2 separate regions of the Homo sapiens genome follow, and region 2 is linked to region 1. Evidence: chromatin loops called from intact Hi-C (ENCODE). Cell type or tissue: Calu3. All regions are shown on one strand.

Evidence for each region. Hi-C counts contacts between places; a loop is a spot of excess contacts. Peaks named below come from ENCODE experiments on the same cell type or tissue, not always from the same donor. Only the 100,000 strongest peaks of a DNase experiment are listed, where the experiment ranks them.
Region 2: it touches region 1 in a loop (5-fold over the local background); 54 of 110 quality-filtered maps call a loop at or near these places.

Annotation. Positions count from the first base shown.
Region 1 is chr7:42,828,567-42,836,566 of GRCh38, forward strand. No RefSeq gene overlaps it. Among named protein-coding and RNA genes, the nearest start is that of C7orf25, 80 kb to the right of the region's middle. In Calu3, no CTCF peak of the experiment used is centred here; a DNase peak (open chromatin) is centred at 3,315.
Region 2 is chr7:41,973,451-41,981,450 of GRCh38, forward strand. It overlaps GLI3 (GLI family zinc finger 3), which reads right to left. Exons shown (of 15, transcript NM_000168.6): 11 at 5,149-5,298; 12 at 4,108-4,272. Among named protein-coding and RNA genes, the nearest start is that of GLI3, 260 kb to the right of the region's middle. In Calu3, CTCF peaks have their summits at 3,826 (motif pointing right), 4,051, 6,516 and 6,785; DNase peaks (open chromatin) are centred at 3,851 and 6,481.

The DNA of each region.
Region 1 (8,000 bases):
CATGTGCACAACGTGCAGGTTTGTTACATATGTATACATGTTCCATGTTGGTGTGCTGCACCCATTAACTCGTCATTTACATTAGGTATATCGCCTAATGCTACCCCTCCCCCCTCCCCGCTCCCCCCACCCCACAACAGGCCCCGGTGTACAGATGGAATATTTCTAAATACTTCTACTCAATGTTTACTTTCCTAAAATACCAACTAATAAGCACCACTGGAAGGATTTCTTAATTCATGAGTTCCGAATACACCGAGAATTTAGCATTTAGAATCCCCATGATCCAGGTATTTAAAAACTCACCCGTTTATATTCAATCAGACGTCTATTTTTATAGATGTTCATTTATTTGAAATATAAATTGATGTTCAGTAGAAAGCAGATTTCTCAAGAAGTAACCATAGTGGCCTAACAACAAAGAGGTAATATTTTGTATACCAGTGTGCAGCTTTCTCATTGTGGGGGATTACAACAACATGAGTTCCTCTCTAGCCATCCTCTTCAGGAGTGTTGTAGGAAGGTAGACAACTCCCGGACATGGTGGCTCATGCCTGTAATCTCAACACTTCAGGAGACCGAGGCTGGAGAATAGCTTGAGCCCAGGAGTTTGAGACCAGCCTGGGCAATATAGTGAGACCCCATCTCTACAATCATTTTTAAAAAAGCAAATGGACAACAGATGCTAACGCACTTGGAAAAAAAATTCTACCTTCATAAAATAATGGCTGCCAGTGAGTCCTTCTTATGTGGTACTCTTCAGCTTGCCTTCCCCTTCACAGTGATGCTGTAAGACAGGTATTATTCTCATTTTAAAGGAATAAATCGAGTCACCTCCAAGACCACATAAACTAGAAAGCAGAGTACTGGGATTCAGCTTGAAGATGCTGCTAAATTATTCTCACTGTCCATGAGCTTGAGTCTCCCCTTTGTGCCTGGAGTATTAAGGGGAAGAGGACCATTATATTTTTCTCACAGACATTCTCTCCTACTCCCATCGTTCTATTTCCTGCTAACTCCTGACCCCATTCATGTGGCAAAAGAAGAGGCTAGATTGAGCTGAGTGAGAGCAGGTGTTGGAGGAGGCAAAGAATGGAGAGAATTTCCTCAGTCATGGAATTCTATGTGATTGATTTGGGGTGGTCATGGTGTTTCCTTCACCTGACCAGCAATCTTGAAGCATCATCAGTGGTCCGTAAGATGTACATATGGTCGGGGCCTTCTCTGACCTTTTATGTTTCCTTCTAGCATTATCCAGGTGAATGCTGCCTTCGGGTTTCTGGTGTCTGTAAGTCTCCTGCACAGTACCCTGAAATGTCAGGATTTATCAGGAGTAGTCTCAGCAATGACAAAGCCCACCTGGATTTGTGTTTTTGCTTTTATTTCCTGCTTGTTTTTCCTATTAAGTGTGATCACTCCTCTTCTTCTCCACTGGAAGATAAGCTTGACATGGGGAAGATCGTTGACTCGTGTTCACAGCTGAATCCCCGGAATTGTTCCTGACACACAGGAGGAACTGGAGGCCTATTTGTTAAATGAATGAATCAATCAATAAATGAATATATGCTAGTGATTAGCCCAAATAAAGCAGGAACCCAATTGCTATGTTCTATATGAAGGTAATCAGTTGGGATAGGCTCCTTGTAAAAACAAAAAAAAAGAAAAGAAAAAAAGAAAACAAACAAACACAAAAAAAAACAACCCAATGGTTGATTTCTTATACCTGGCATGTGGCTTTTGGGAGTCAGCAAAAGGCTGTGTTCCTACAGTCCCTTAGGGAGCCAGGCTGGGGAGCAGCACCAGCCCTTCTCTGGAGCTCCTTGTCTGAGGGATACGGAGCTAGGTAGAGATGCTCCGACCTAGAAGTGAAACACATCACACTCACAGGTCCTGGCCAGAACTAGTAACGTGGTTCTACTCCACCACAATGGGCCAGGAAATGCAAACTTCCCACTGGCCTGCAAGGCAGGAAGCTGGGACTATTTGGTAAATTGCATGTCTGGTACCACCAAAAACAAGTGAAACAGTGACTCTGTAGGCATCAAAGTTCAGTGTGTAGATTCAGAACACTAGAGCCAGGAAATGGAAGGAGGTGAACATAGAAGATGGCCAAACTAGCTGCATTCAGCGTAGCACTCTTCATAAGCTGTCAGAGGCAGTGCTTGCAGTGTGGCTACAGCCGCACTAGGCAACACAATAATTGACACACAAGAAGAGCTCAAAAAAGATTTGCTGAATGAATGATCACACAAAACACGAATTCTATAGAAGAAATAGAATCAGAATGAGGCTGACTATTGCTGCTTCTATTTGGAATGGTATTGTTTCATGGAAGGATGTGGGTTCATGTATAAGCTACATCAGATAGCTCACTTTTCATTTCCCTGGAGTTAAAACATGTGGCTCTTCAAAGTCACACACACAAGGCTGCAGAAACCCAATACATTGGACAAGAGGCTATAGCCGTAAGTCCTGGGACTCCTGCCATATGAAAACACCCTCCCGTCCTGGAAGATTTCTGCCTCCTCAGATGGGGGCTTGGATCAAGTGCTCTGCTACCCTGGTCTCTCCAGGTTTGAGATGCTGTTATTCTCTGATCCTGGTTTTGGCTTTAGCACTGAGTTATATTATATTGCTGAGGTCATTGTTTATTCTACCACATGGTTGTAGTGGCCTCATTTTATAAATGAAGGAACAAAGAACAAGAAAGTTCATGTAGAGTCCAGTCTCACACTCTAGTTTTATGCTGAGGCCAGGGCAGTGAAACAAGATTCAGTGTGGGTGGTGAGTATGAGTGTGTGTGATGTGTGGTGTGTGTGATACATATATGTGTGTGTGTGTTATGTATGTAGTATGTATGACTGCATGTATGGTGTATGTTGTGTGTGTGACTGTGTGTGTGGGGGGGTGCATTTTTACCTCTGCTGAAACAGCAGTTCAGGTAATAGAAGCCTCCTGTTCAACCACAAAACAGATTGTTTTCCTCCAAATTCCTCGGACATCGTGGAGCCCTGAGTCAGGATCACTATCTCCACCGTGGAGAGGGAAGATTAACCTGAAAGCAATGTGCAGGAGAGTTGCAGGCACTCTCCCTCAGTGGCAAACTAATGCATGGAAGGCACTCACGAGAAGCATTGAATAGATGCCTCAGATGTGGAATTATACATGCTACTTGATGCACAAAGCCAGGCTACCTGAAAGTTCCTTCTAAAGTTTTAAAAAGAGTGTGAATCTGTGCTGCAAATTTGAAGGCAGTTCCAATTTGGACAGAAAGCTCCCTCTGCTGGCTCCAGAGCTCCCCATTTTCTTAGCGTTAGACAGTGCAACATACTCCACCTGGCAGGGCACAGCCGAAGGACATGGGATCATGGCATGTATGTGCTGAATTAGCGATACCTGGAATGATAGGACATGGCTCAGAAAGGACACCAAAGAAAAAAGGAGCAAGTGGCCTTTGGCGGGGGAAGGAAATGCTACTGACACAGCCAGAGCCACTTCTCAAAAAATAGTCTTAAAAAAAATATGAAACAGCATTTGCACAGATTAAACACTCAAGTTATCCCCTCCATCCTACAATTCACTCTGACTGAAGCATTTGAGCACAAATTATACTCTCAAAGTTTTCTTAGGAACTTATAGTAAATAGAAACTCAAGCTAAAGTTCATCTTAGGAATCTGTCAACCTTACAATGTTTATTTGGAATAAACTCCCTCTCCACGGCAGAGATAGTGATCCTGGCTCGGCGCTCCACGATGTCCGGATAATTTGGAGGAAAACAATCTGTTTTGTGGTTGAACAGGAAGCTTCCATCACCTGAACTGCTGTTTCAGCAGAGGTCAAAACCTGCCACACACACACACATGCAGCCACACACATCACATATGCACACCATACATGTAGTCATACATACTACATACACACAACACACACAGTCACACACATATATATACCACACACACCACACATCACACACACTCATACTCACCACACACACGTTTGTACACACATGTACATGCAACCACAGACCCTAAACACTGATACTTACCACTCACACACACAGTCACACACGCTTATCCACACATGTTCACACCACACACCCACAAAGTCAAGCACATTTTTACTTTCTAAAGTTTTAAAGTCTGTGTGCTCAAATTTAAAACTAGGATCTTATTTGGTAAGTACTCCACACCCCACTCATGCCCAAAAATTTTTCAATTATATCTTCTGACAGATTTGAAATTCCTGAGTAACTCATTCCTTAAGAGGTCACTCTAACCTCTGAAACAGATTTTAGGGGAAAGAGGGTGCCAGAAACCACTCAGCCTAGTGAGACCAGTTTTACAAGTACATGGAGAAGGTGAATATGAAAGGTATAATTTCCAGAGTTCAAACAAGTGTTTCAACCCTTAGATGCCTCTGCTACCCTCTTCCTATAGCCTGAAATATAGAATTTAAGCTCTACTTTTTTGGTCTAAAGCCATGTGACCCTTTTAAAGGGACATGTTAGTCAAGGAGTACAAGGTTTCGGTTTCGTAAGATGAATAAATTCTAAGATCTTACTTATAACATGGTGACTAGAGTTTCCAAATCTGTATGAATCCTTGAAATTTGCTAAGATGGTCTTTGGTGTTCACACTCACACACACATACACACACGCAACTACATGAGGCAACAGATATGTTAATTAACTTGATTAAAGTGATATTCCACAATGTATAAGTATATCAAAGCATCAGGCTGTGTACCTTAAATATACACAACTTTTATTTGTCAATTATACCTCAACAACCCTGGAAAAATAAGATAAAAAGAAATAATGACTTAGACCAAGAGGTTATTAGATAATCTCTTAAAAACAGATTTTGTTGGAGGCAGGAGGAGCAAGGGAAGGAAGGAGCCCTAAGATACTGGGCATCACATCTAAAGAGAAGTTGGGGGAGGTGTGACAGCACTAAGTGGGAGATGACTTCTAGAATGAAGAGCCTTGAATTTGCTAACAGGAGGCTTGGATCAGCTCACGGTGTTGCTAAGCCAGGATGTGGTTTGGGGTTATTAATGAGCACTGATGGCTCTTCATTGCCACGTACTGAGTGCTGTGCCATGGGTCAGATACTGTGCCCAGTTCCCTATCATGGAATCCTCTCACACAATCCTGTGAGGAAGAGACGCATCTCTCAACTTACAAATAGAAAACGAAGGTTTGGTACTTAATCCAGGGTTAGGGAGTTTTGCTCTAGGAAGCAAAACCACCTAAGTGCCCTAATAGGGACTGCTCAAATAGCCATGAATGGAGTCATTGCTATTTTTCTACTGTTTTCACCACAAACAAGACTAATTCTGAATAATAAACTCCTGAACAGTATCCTGTGAGTACCAGCACATTCTTCCAAGGTCATCCTTCAGCCCTCCCTTTAGTGATGAAGATTTTGAATGCCAGAGGGGGCCAGTAGCGAAGCAGTATTGCTCACGAGATGCACAAGCTGCCCCCACCCCTCATTAGGGCAGGACCAAGAGCCAGCCACGATTCTAGAAAAGAAACCAGGCGGAGCACAGTGGCTCACCCCTATAATCCCAGCATTTTGGGAGGCCAAGGTGGGCGGATCACTTCAGGTCAGGGGTTTAAGACCAGCCTGGCCAACATGATGAAACCCTGTCTCTACTAGAAATACAAAAATTAGCCAGGCGCCACCATGCCTGCAGTCCCAGCTACTCAGGAGGCTGAGGGTGGAGAATCACTTGAACCTGGGAGACCGAGTTTGCAGTGAGTCAAGATTGCGCCACTGCACTCCAGCCTGGGCGACAGAAAGAGACTCCATCTCAATTTAAAAAAAAAAGAAAAACAAAACCAAAATGCACATGTAAGTAAAGTATGATTTTTCACCATTTCAAGAACAAAATTGGCATATGATGGTATATATAATTCTGCAACTACATTAATGTTTATAACTGAAGAAACACTCATATCAATATTTTCATTATATTGTATAGTTTTTCCATTGAATGCATTTGTTTATTTTGCTAATTAAAAAAAAATTGTGCAGTTAGAAGTTTCCAGAATCTACAAAATAGATATGAATCAATTATAATAAAATAGCAATTACATTCTAATGTAAATGTACAAAGTTTTGTTCTGAATTTTTCATGATCACTACCTTGATTTAGCCCTCAAGACTGAAGTTTCAAAGTTGAGGGCCCTCCTTTGCATAAGTAAATTAGGAAATATGCTGAGAAGCATTTACAACCCACACTAAAGGGTCTATTGTGAAATACATTGACTTCATAATTGCTATGAAGAGTTGCTTTGCTGTTTTGATCTTTGCATGGTAAAACTCTTCCAAATGTTTCTAAAGAAAGAGAGCAATGTATGAAGTGCAAAAGTGTTGAAATCTACTACTGATCAAAATATTCCATTTGATTGTTTTTCTCTTAACACTGTAAAGCTTAGAGTCCTAATTTAGAGAATGGACATGGGTTGTCTCTGTTCTTTCCTAAATTTGTCTGCCTTCCTATTGGTGGCCCTGAGAAGCTTTTTGCTATTTCTTTGATGACTTTGCATTTGAGGCTTTGCAGGTGTAGGTGGGCTGGGGAGGTGTTTTTGTTTATGTCTTCAAGGAGAGTGCCTGGATAGAGAAAGGATTATTCAGGGGTTTACTTTGGTATTTAAAAATTGATATTCAACTTATTAAAATTACAAATTCATCTCATCTCAGCCTTCTGAAAGTTAAAAACTCAAAACATTTATTTCTTCCGTAAGCTTTTAAATTCAATCTCTATATGTAACTATACATGTTAGTCTAAAAAGTTTTAACAATCACTTTGAAGGAGCTTTGATTCATAGTTGATCCTACTTACAAAATTAATTTTAAAACTTCAAATATATAAAACAACATTTATAAATTTCAAATAATTGATTTCCTTCTAAATACTACAATAGTCTAATTGAACAAACTTTTCCTAAATATTTAAAAATTACACTGTACATTTAATAAATTAAGCTTATAAATAAGAACTTTAAGTTATCTAAAATGATCTAATATTATTTGCAAACAAAGCTATTTCAACTTAGAAATTTCAAGTGTAAATCAATTACTCAATTACACATTTTCAATTTATTGATAAGGTTGACTAATATTCTAATAGATGAAATCTTATAAACATATTCAGATGCCTTATTACAAAAATATTAACATTATGTTTTGATTCTCTTACAGTTTTTAATGTTAATCTAAATATTTTTCCGGGTAAAAGATGCTAACCAGCTAAAATACAATATGTCACTCTCCAAAATTTAGGGGATACCTTCTTAACAGCTAGAAGTTCTTAACAGCTGAAAGTAGCAGGCCTGATACAAACTGAATTCTTGTCAGTGACACAAATGGGCCACTTCAACCAAATGGACAGACTATAACAGAGACTTCATAGCATAATGAAGGGGCTGATATCACAGAGAACCTATGTCCTGTAAAATACAGTTTCCCATAAATGAATGAAAATCTCAGTGAAAATCTGCTACCCTCACTTACCCTGTTACATCACTTAACCGGGCTTTTTCATTCCTTTCCTTCACACAATATTTAAATGTCTTTTCAAAAGCTGCAAAGACCTTGAACTTGACAGACTCTTGCACTTTTTTTTCATATTAACCCTGTCTCTTAGGGCCACAGAATAGATTATAAGATGGCATCTAATCAAATAGTTAGCTATTTATTTACAGTTAGTTGTAGCATGGTTATGAAAAACAGACTTTGCAATCAAATTTGCATGGATTGGAATCCCAGGCCTGCCGTTTTCTAATTAGGTGACGTTGGGCAAGACACTTAAAGTCTCTGGGTCTCAGTTTTCTCATCTGTGAAAAGTATTATTTTGATATTTGTTGTGAGATGTAAATAAGTTAATGTAGAAAAAGACATTAAGACAGTCCCGGGCACATACATTATATAAGCATTAGCAACCACATATTGTTGCTCTTTCATGAGATAGAACATTCTATTGATAGAC
Region 2 (8,000 bases), 860 kb before region 1:
ATACAGTCATAAAAAATTATGCGGATGCTTATATAAGCGGATTATTTTCTGAAATCACAGAACTGCTGACCTTTGGCTCATGACCAACATCGGATTTGTGAGTTTGTTCACTTGGCTTAAAATATAATATACGCAAGAATGCTTTCATGAATATATATTTATATCTATGTATAGCAGAGGATGAGCTTTTACGTAAGCAAGCGTCATGAAAAGCAGGATTACTATAATGTACCTATTATATTTAAAAGGATGCCGTGTCTTGTAGAATGTATGTCTAAAAGATGCTTTTTCACTAAAAGCCCAAGAACAGACTGAGTGCTACCTAAAATGCTGAAATGTCCTAATGCAGTGAAGCAAAGATCCTGAAACTGAGAGGTTTCACCTCCAAACCTGAGACTCCTTTGGGCAGAATTGATTCCCATTAACTATGAATTACATCTATTCAGGAGCTTGTGTGATTTGCAGCATATATATATATAATAAGATGAGCACATCAAATTCTATGCATTAGGGACAAAAGACTGGCTCTGATAATTAGTGCCATTACCTTACAGTGTTCTGACACAGGCCCTATGCTTGCTCACAGCATTCCTGTGACAGGTTGTTCCATCAACAGGCAGACTGGGATATATGGGGCAGAGGTATGGAGACCAGAAGGAGAGAGGGAGCACAAAGCCTGCATGTTTGGAGAGCTACTCTTCCTGTAAATATATGGATGTACATTATGGGTTAGCTTAGAACCAAGGACGCAGCCAATATGTAATGAGATACAAATGTGTCGGCTCCTGCACTTCCAGAAACAACAGCCCATACAGGTGCACCTGTGCCCGTGTGCCCTTGTGTGTGAACATACACATTATCTACCCACAAAAATTCACAAATTCACAAGAATACAGGTTCAGGAAATGTATACCTCACAACAACATAACATAAACAAAATATATTAACCCTTCACACAACTTTTGCCCACAAATTTTGTTGTGATCAGTGACTGAAATAAAATATAATTAGAGACTAAGAAAAATGTTCTCAGACTTACTGAAGTGCAAGATTCTGCAAGCACAAAGTTGCATACAACAAAATTTAATCATAAGGAATACAAAATCTGATAGGAAAAATAAGAAGATGCAATGATCTGTAATATAAAGTGTGAAAGCTATGTAAGGATATAGACAGAGGAGGGATCATTTTTCAGCTAGGATAATCATGGGAGGCATCAGTTATTAAGATTCTATATCTGGGCTTAATGCCCAGCTCACGGGATTATCAGTAAGTGCTAAATTAGATCATGTACATGAAGTGCTTACCAGGATGCATGGAACATAGTAAGCACTCAATATACAGAGCTTTTATTAGGAGTCATTTTACTTGGGATGCCAAAAAGAAGTGTCCTCAGCAAAGGTCCAGTGGCAGAACCACTTCATGCACCTAAGCATGGCAGTGCACAGCACCAGCTTCTGGAAGGTTTCATTCATGGTCATGATAGTGAGAGGTCAGGACTAGAGGGATGAGCTTGGGCCCTGTGAGAACTGACACTTACACAACCTTAGGGAGTCTCAAGTCTCCCTATAGGAAAGAGGGAGCCATTGCAGCTTTCTAGAGAGGGAGGTTCAACCGAATCAGAGCTCAGGAAACTTGTTTAGCGGTATCTTTGGGGGAAAAATGAGCTGTCTGATCTGGAGTAAGAAGTCCTGTCAGAGCTACGGTCAGTCTAGCAGCCCTAAATGAGCAGGACAGCCAGAGGAACAGAGAAGTGCCAGCAATTACTCCCTTCCCATTACAGTCCATTATTTTCTTGGCCACACTTAGAACAGCAAAGGGCTTGGCACATAAATAGCTTTAAGTATTTGTTCAATGAATAAATGAAGTTGCAAATAAGAGAGGAAATAAATGAAGGCAAATCACTTGATTCATCTAGGATTGTGAAATTGCACAAATCTGGATTTCCTGGACAAACTTAGTTTTGATGCGTCTGAAAATGTCCATCAGTCACACACAGGGCCAAAGTCTTGCATATAGAAGAGAGAAGTATAATTTGTTTGTAAATATGTCTGTGGGTAGAATTTTAATTATGTATTTATGATAAAAGTTAGTAATTTAAGTAAATTGCTCAAGTGTGGTCAATGACATTACTACCCAAGATATCCTTATCTTTTAATCTTATAACAAACACTCAACTCTCACACAACATTGCACTTTTTACCTTGGAGAAGAACACAAGCTCAACTACACCACAATTAAAGCAAACAGACATGTACAAATATTTTAGGTCCATAAAAAGACAAAAAAGCTTGGTAATTGTCTTTATATGTGTGCATTCTGATCCTAACATACCCTCTGTCCAAACTTCTCCATGATAATAGGAGACAGCATTGGCCTAACATCTATAGGAATGAATGCCCCCTAAATTTCTAGTCAAAATTACACTTAAATCTATGAAATATATGAAATACATTCTGTTAAGTCAAAACCCCTTAAAATTTTAAATTGAAATATAATTCACATGCCATAAAAATAATCCCTTTAAATTGCACAATTCAGTGGCATTAGTACATTCTAGACATTGTGTAATCATCACCATTACCTAATTCCAGAATATCTTCACCACCCCAACAAAAAAACCTTGTATCCATTAGCAGTCATCACTATTCCCTCTCCCCTCTGCTTTTGGCAACCACTGATCTACTTTCTATCTCTATGTATCTATCTATTCTAGACTCCCTAAAATTTTGTACAAAACAAGTGTAATAGATTATATTCCAGCTACTGCATACTGTAAAAGCATTTTTACATTAAAAATGGAGATGTGGCATCTTTAAAATGTCTTCAAACAGTTAGAAAATGAGATTCCGAATAACTCCAGTTTCCATGACCTTTTCACACAGAAAGTTGGTATATATATGAACTTACATGTGTGAGTTTATGAGTGAGTGTGCTTTTTACAGAGTGCAGTTAATCCCTTTAGAGATGTTTTTGCTCTGTCAGTTTCAGCTGAAGAAAACATGGTGAGAACCATCTTTGCCACCTTAAAGCCAAAAGTCCACTGAGCAGAATGGCTCACTTTGTTTCTATCAAGATTCTCTCTGCCCAGCTCTCTGTCTGAAAGATCATGAATGTGTTTGACCTGCACTGGTGAGATGAAATGACAGCCACTCCAGGGTCTCATGTGTGCACGATGTTCCTTCTCTAACACATTTCAAGCAAACTGATGACACGCTGTGGTGCTGAACTATGTCTCATGTTAACAAATTCTGGTTAGCTATCCTATTTCCACTCAAAATGTGGGGAGTCCTTTTGTTAATCTCTCAATACATTCAAGAGAAGATTTCACAGACAAGCCAGAATTTGAGCTAGACCTCCAAGGCCAAATTGGAAGTCTGTAGGAAGATGTTCACTAAAATGTAAGCAATGAATTTGGAATAATTTTTATTCTTATGCCTCTCTACAATTTAGGGGGGATCGCTACCTAAAAATAACAGTAACACAACAGGAATCACCCTGAAGCTTTACTCAATATGTTTTCTTAAGTAACTGCCTAGAAAGTATTCTGGGTTTCTGAGACCATTTTCCAAGATCCTTTGGAATTTAGAATGTCTGAAAATTGCATTTAGCCAAGGCTGGTTGCTCTGTAAAAATCTTTTTTGATATAATACCATTTGAAGATACCACTTGGAGGAAGCAAATAAAAGTGGATGACTTAGCAGGAAGCTGTCAGCTGTCAACATGCTACTTCTTAATATATCCTTGGGGCTTATGGGGTCATCCTTTGCATGGATTCCTGCTATTTTGGGCAGCGTGACTGGCTCAGATTCCAAGTCAAATGCTCCCACTGTTTGACCAGTAGGTGGCAGTTCAAAACAACATGAAACTAGTAAGTTCGCAGGGGTTTTAAGAAGTTTCCTCCTCATCTCTTATTATTCTCCAAATAAGATCCAGTTTCCAGTCCCACCTAGGAAGCTCAAGCCTTCACCTGCAGGGGCAGAGCCCCTCATGCTGGGAATGGCCAAGGGGAAAACAAAACAGAACACACTGCGCCTTCCCATGTGCCTTCCCCGGGATAGTTCTTTGTTTCCTTATGCAAGCTCCATGCCCACTGAGGATGCTTACCTCATTGGAATGCGTTCTGTTTTGGTGTTTGGCGCGATCAGAGGCATTTGAGAAAGCCTTGTTGCAACCTTCGTGCTCACAGACGTATGGTTTCTCTCCAGTGTGAGATCTCAAGTGTGTTTTCAAGTTTTCTAGTCTCGAGTAGGCCTTTGTGCAACCTTCAAACTGAGGACAACAGGTAAATCTGGATTACTCTGCACAATGGCAACAGCAGCTTATGCCTAACACGCCCTCCAAGTTGATGAAAAACTGATGTTTCAAGGGTCAGCAGCTTTTCAAAACCCAGGAACAAAAAGTCCACTAAACTCTGCATTTATTGGGATTCAGATGTAGCTTGGTGTAGTTCCAGATAAAGAGTTTTCAGTGCCAGTAAAAGTCCTGAAGTTTTTTTTTTTAATAGACCGCTCAATGTGGACAATGGGTTTCATTATCTGCTCATTGATCTCCTCAAATTCCCACTGATTTCAGATTCAGCACAAAGTTCATTAATATAGCTTTGTGTCCATACAAAGACATGGAATTTGATCATGTTTGTAAAGGGCCTTTAAGATGTAAAGTACCAGGGCTCAGCGTGCCCAGTGCGCCTCGTGGGCACCTCAGTGAAGAATGCACAACCTTGCGGCACCCCCTTCCCATTCCATACGCCTATGCCTGAGGACTCACTAGGAAAGGAAGGGAAAACTTTAAAACCTCGTATAGGGATTAGCTGTTTTAAAAGTCAACTTCAACTCTGTAAGTTGGAAGCTGGCACTTCCCTTTGCCTTCCAAGCCCCGTGGTACCATAAGCTGTTGGGCTGCGGCCAGCAGGGTGGCCCGCTATTCATTCCCAGTGCCAGCCACCACTGCCCCCTTGCCACTGTGCAGAGCTGCGCTGTCCAACTCAGTCACTCAAACACCGAGGCATTTATCACCAGACAATACTCTAGTCCTCTTCTCTTGCCACCCAACCACGCTTCCCCTGAGCTGGTGTCATCAGTTTGCACAGCTCTTATGAGTATGGGGAAGGACCCAAGTGTGCCTGCCACCCACTTCTGTACTCACAGTGCATTTGTGAGGCTTCTCGCCCGTGTGTCTTCTCATATGCACTACCAACATATACTGGGCTTTGAAGGGTTTCTGCTCTCTTGAGCAGTCCAGCCACCTGCACACGAACTCCTTCTTCTCTCCATGAATATGGTCGTTATTTATATGCTGGGGTTTGGAAAAAGAGAGAGAAATCAAATGGAAACGTATTCATCATTTCTGAAGGCGACAGAAGAAAATGCAGAAAATACCCCAATCTTAAAAATTCTAAAGACCACAAGAATAACTTTACCATATTACAGATTATAAAAATTCCAGTTAGTACACTTCTCAAGTAAATTTGCTTTTGCTAACTGTGTATGCATGCTTCCTAACCAGTGGGAGTGGCAAGACCGGGATGGAGCCTGGCATTCCAGGAAATATACTACAGTACACTGGCCATCTGAAGAGCAGAGTTCAATTCCAGGTTTGGGACCAGCTAGTTATGAAATGAGGTGAGCCACTGTTGACCTTTCTGAATCTCTGTCATTTTTCCTTGCCAAGGCTGGCGATTGAGGCTAAACAACTGCAGAGATGTTCTCCAACTCTCACATGCTGGGCCATGGGTTAGCACCGCGGCTTAGGCTTCAAAAAGGGAAGGCACACACAGACATGCACAATTCCAGAACAAAAAAACCAAAAGCACTTGCAAATGAAACTTTAGCTCAGGGTTAATCAGACTGCTTCCTGAATAAGAATTGCAGAGAAAAGAATTATACTGAGGAAGAGGACTGTGTGGTCATCAACAAATAAGTTAGTCTTTCAGGGCCTTGGTTTTCTTCTTGTAGAAAATAAATGACTGGATTCACTAGTTGCTAAGGGACTTTCTAGCTCTAAAATTCTATTAATACAGTTTTTAACATAAAGATGAAGTTCTCTGAATTACTTACCAATTCATGGTTTTAGAATCATTTAATTTCTTGGATTAATACAATTAGGAATCATTAGAAACCTACTGCAGCATGAGAGGAAGAGAAGCTTCTTAATTTGAATCAAATTAAGGTCAATTTCAACAGGTTGAGCATACTATTTCAATGTCCAGCTATGGACTACTGAAGACATTTGCATCCTAGGTTGATGCTGTTGGTCTTTATTTTCTGGTGATTCTACATTTTATTTGCCTTAATTTAAGGCTTGTGGGAACACTTTCTGAAGTATACATAGAACTACATCACCAAAAAACTTCGTTCAATAAGAGAAAGCTCCCTTTGGCTCCATGCCTCGTGTGGTAGTGACACAACCTCTCATTACTTTCCTGCTGAGTCCAGGGCTCCTAAAGCGGTGGTCGCTGTGAGTCTGAAGGTGAAGTTCTGCCCTCAGAGTGTGCCTTTCCCAGTTACTCCACTAGATGGCCTTTCGCTTTAGGTAAAAAAAAGTTTTACAAAAGTAAAGTTTTCTATGCTGTTTCTGGAGTTTAAAACTGGGTGAGGACAGAGAAAAGAAATTGTTGTTCTCTATCTCCTCTCCTTGGAGCAGTTCCCAGAAAAATCTGATGAAGAGCAGAGAGAGAGTGGTACATTGCAGCACACAAGAAGAGAGCCAATGTCCCGTCAGTAGCTCCAAAAATGACACAGAAACTGCAGTGGTTGGGGAGCAACCCCACGGCAAACAGATGTGGGTTTCCTATGAAAAGCCAGCCATGCTCCATGTCAGTGTTTCTTTAAAGTTATGATGATGCACACAGGTATAGGAAGAGAACAGATGTTCTGGACAGGGGTCAACGTTCAATCCGCACGTCTGCTTCTAGTAAGTCTTTGTAGCCCATACACAAGACCAGGGCTTTCCCAAATGTGTGCTGAAGCCCAGCCTTGGAAACCAAGCTCACATCTTACAGAGGGGTTCTATGGATTCTCAAACGGGAGAAAAAGAAATGATCATACAAAAACACTCCCTAACAGTTGCTCTTGGTTCAGTTTTCCAAGTCATTGGAAATAAAGCTTGGATCCTTGGATTAATGCATATGAAAGGGAAAGAAAAAAGGAAGGAAGGGAGGGAGGAAGCAAGGAAGGCAAGCAGAGAGTGAGGGAGACAGAAGGAAAGGGAAGAATAAGGAAGGAACACAGGAGGGAGAAAGGAAAAGGTAAAATTGGGAAACTGAATTATAATTTGTGCTGAGCCAACTGCTTAAGGTTGGATCCATGTCTTATTAGTTCCCTGTTCTCTCTCATGCTTTTATGAGGATGTGCTGGGTGCCACTCACACCAGGCCCTGTGCTGGAGAACATGACAGACATGATTCTTGCCCCAAGGAATTAAGTCTACCAGAGGGAAACAGGTCATGGCTTAAATTACTATACAATTACAGTTGTGATAGGCATTATGAAGGGAGATAACAGGGTTTTATAAAAACATGTAATGGGATCATAAGTCAGTGTGCAGCATCAGGAATCAGGGTCCGCTTCTCCAATGAAGCAGCATTTAGAGCAGGACCTGAAGGATGAGTAGACACATCAGGTGTGCAGGGAAGGATGGGGTAGGAGAATGGGACACTACAGCGGACCGATGACACAGAAGTACCTGCAGAAGAACAGAGCCTGGTGCCTTTGAGGAACAGCGTGAGGGCCACGCATGGCAGGAGAGAACTGGCCAGGGAGAGACTGCCACCACTTGGCATGGCGAGAAGGCATGAGTTTTCTGTGGGTCAAGTGGACATCCATGACGTAGGTAAGCTTGGGTTAGCTTGCCAGGGCTCACCTAAAATGCTGTGTGCTCAGTCATGTCTCCAGCAGTGAGGATGTGGGAAATACCCCTGCATAAAACTCACATACACCCCAGGGGAAAGCCAGGCTTGCATGTCTGCCCCTGAAGAGGAGGGCATCAGGGAAACCTGGT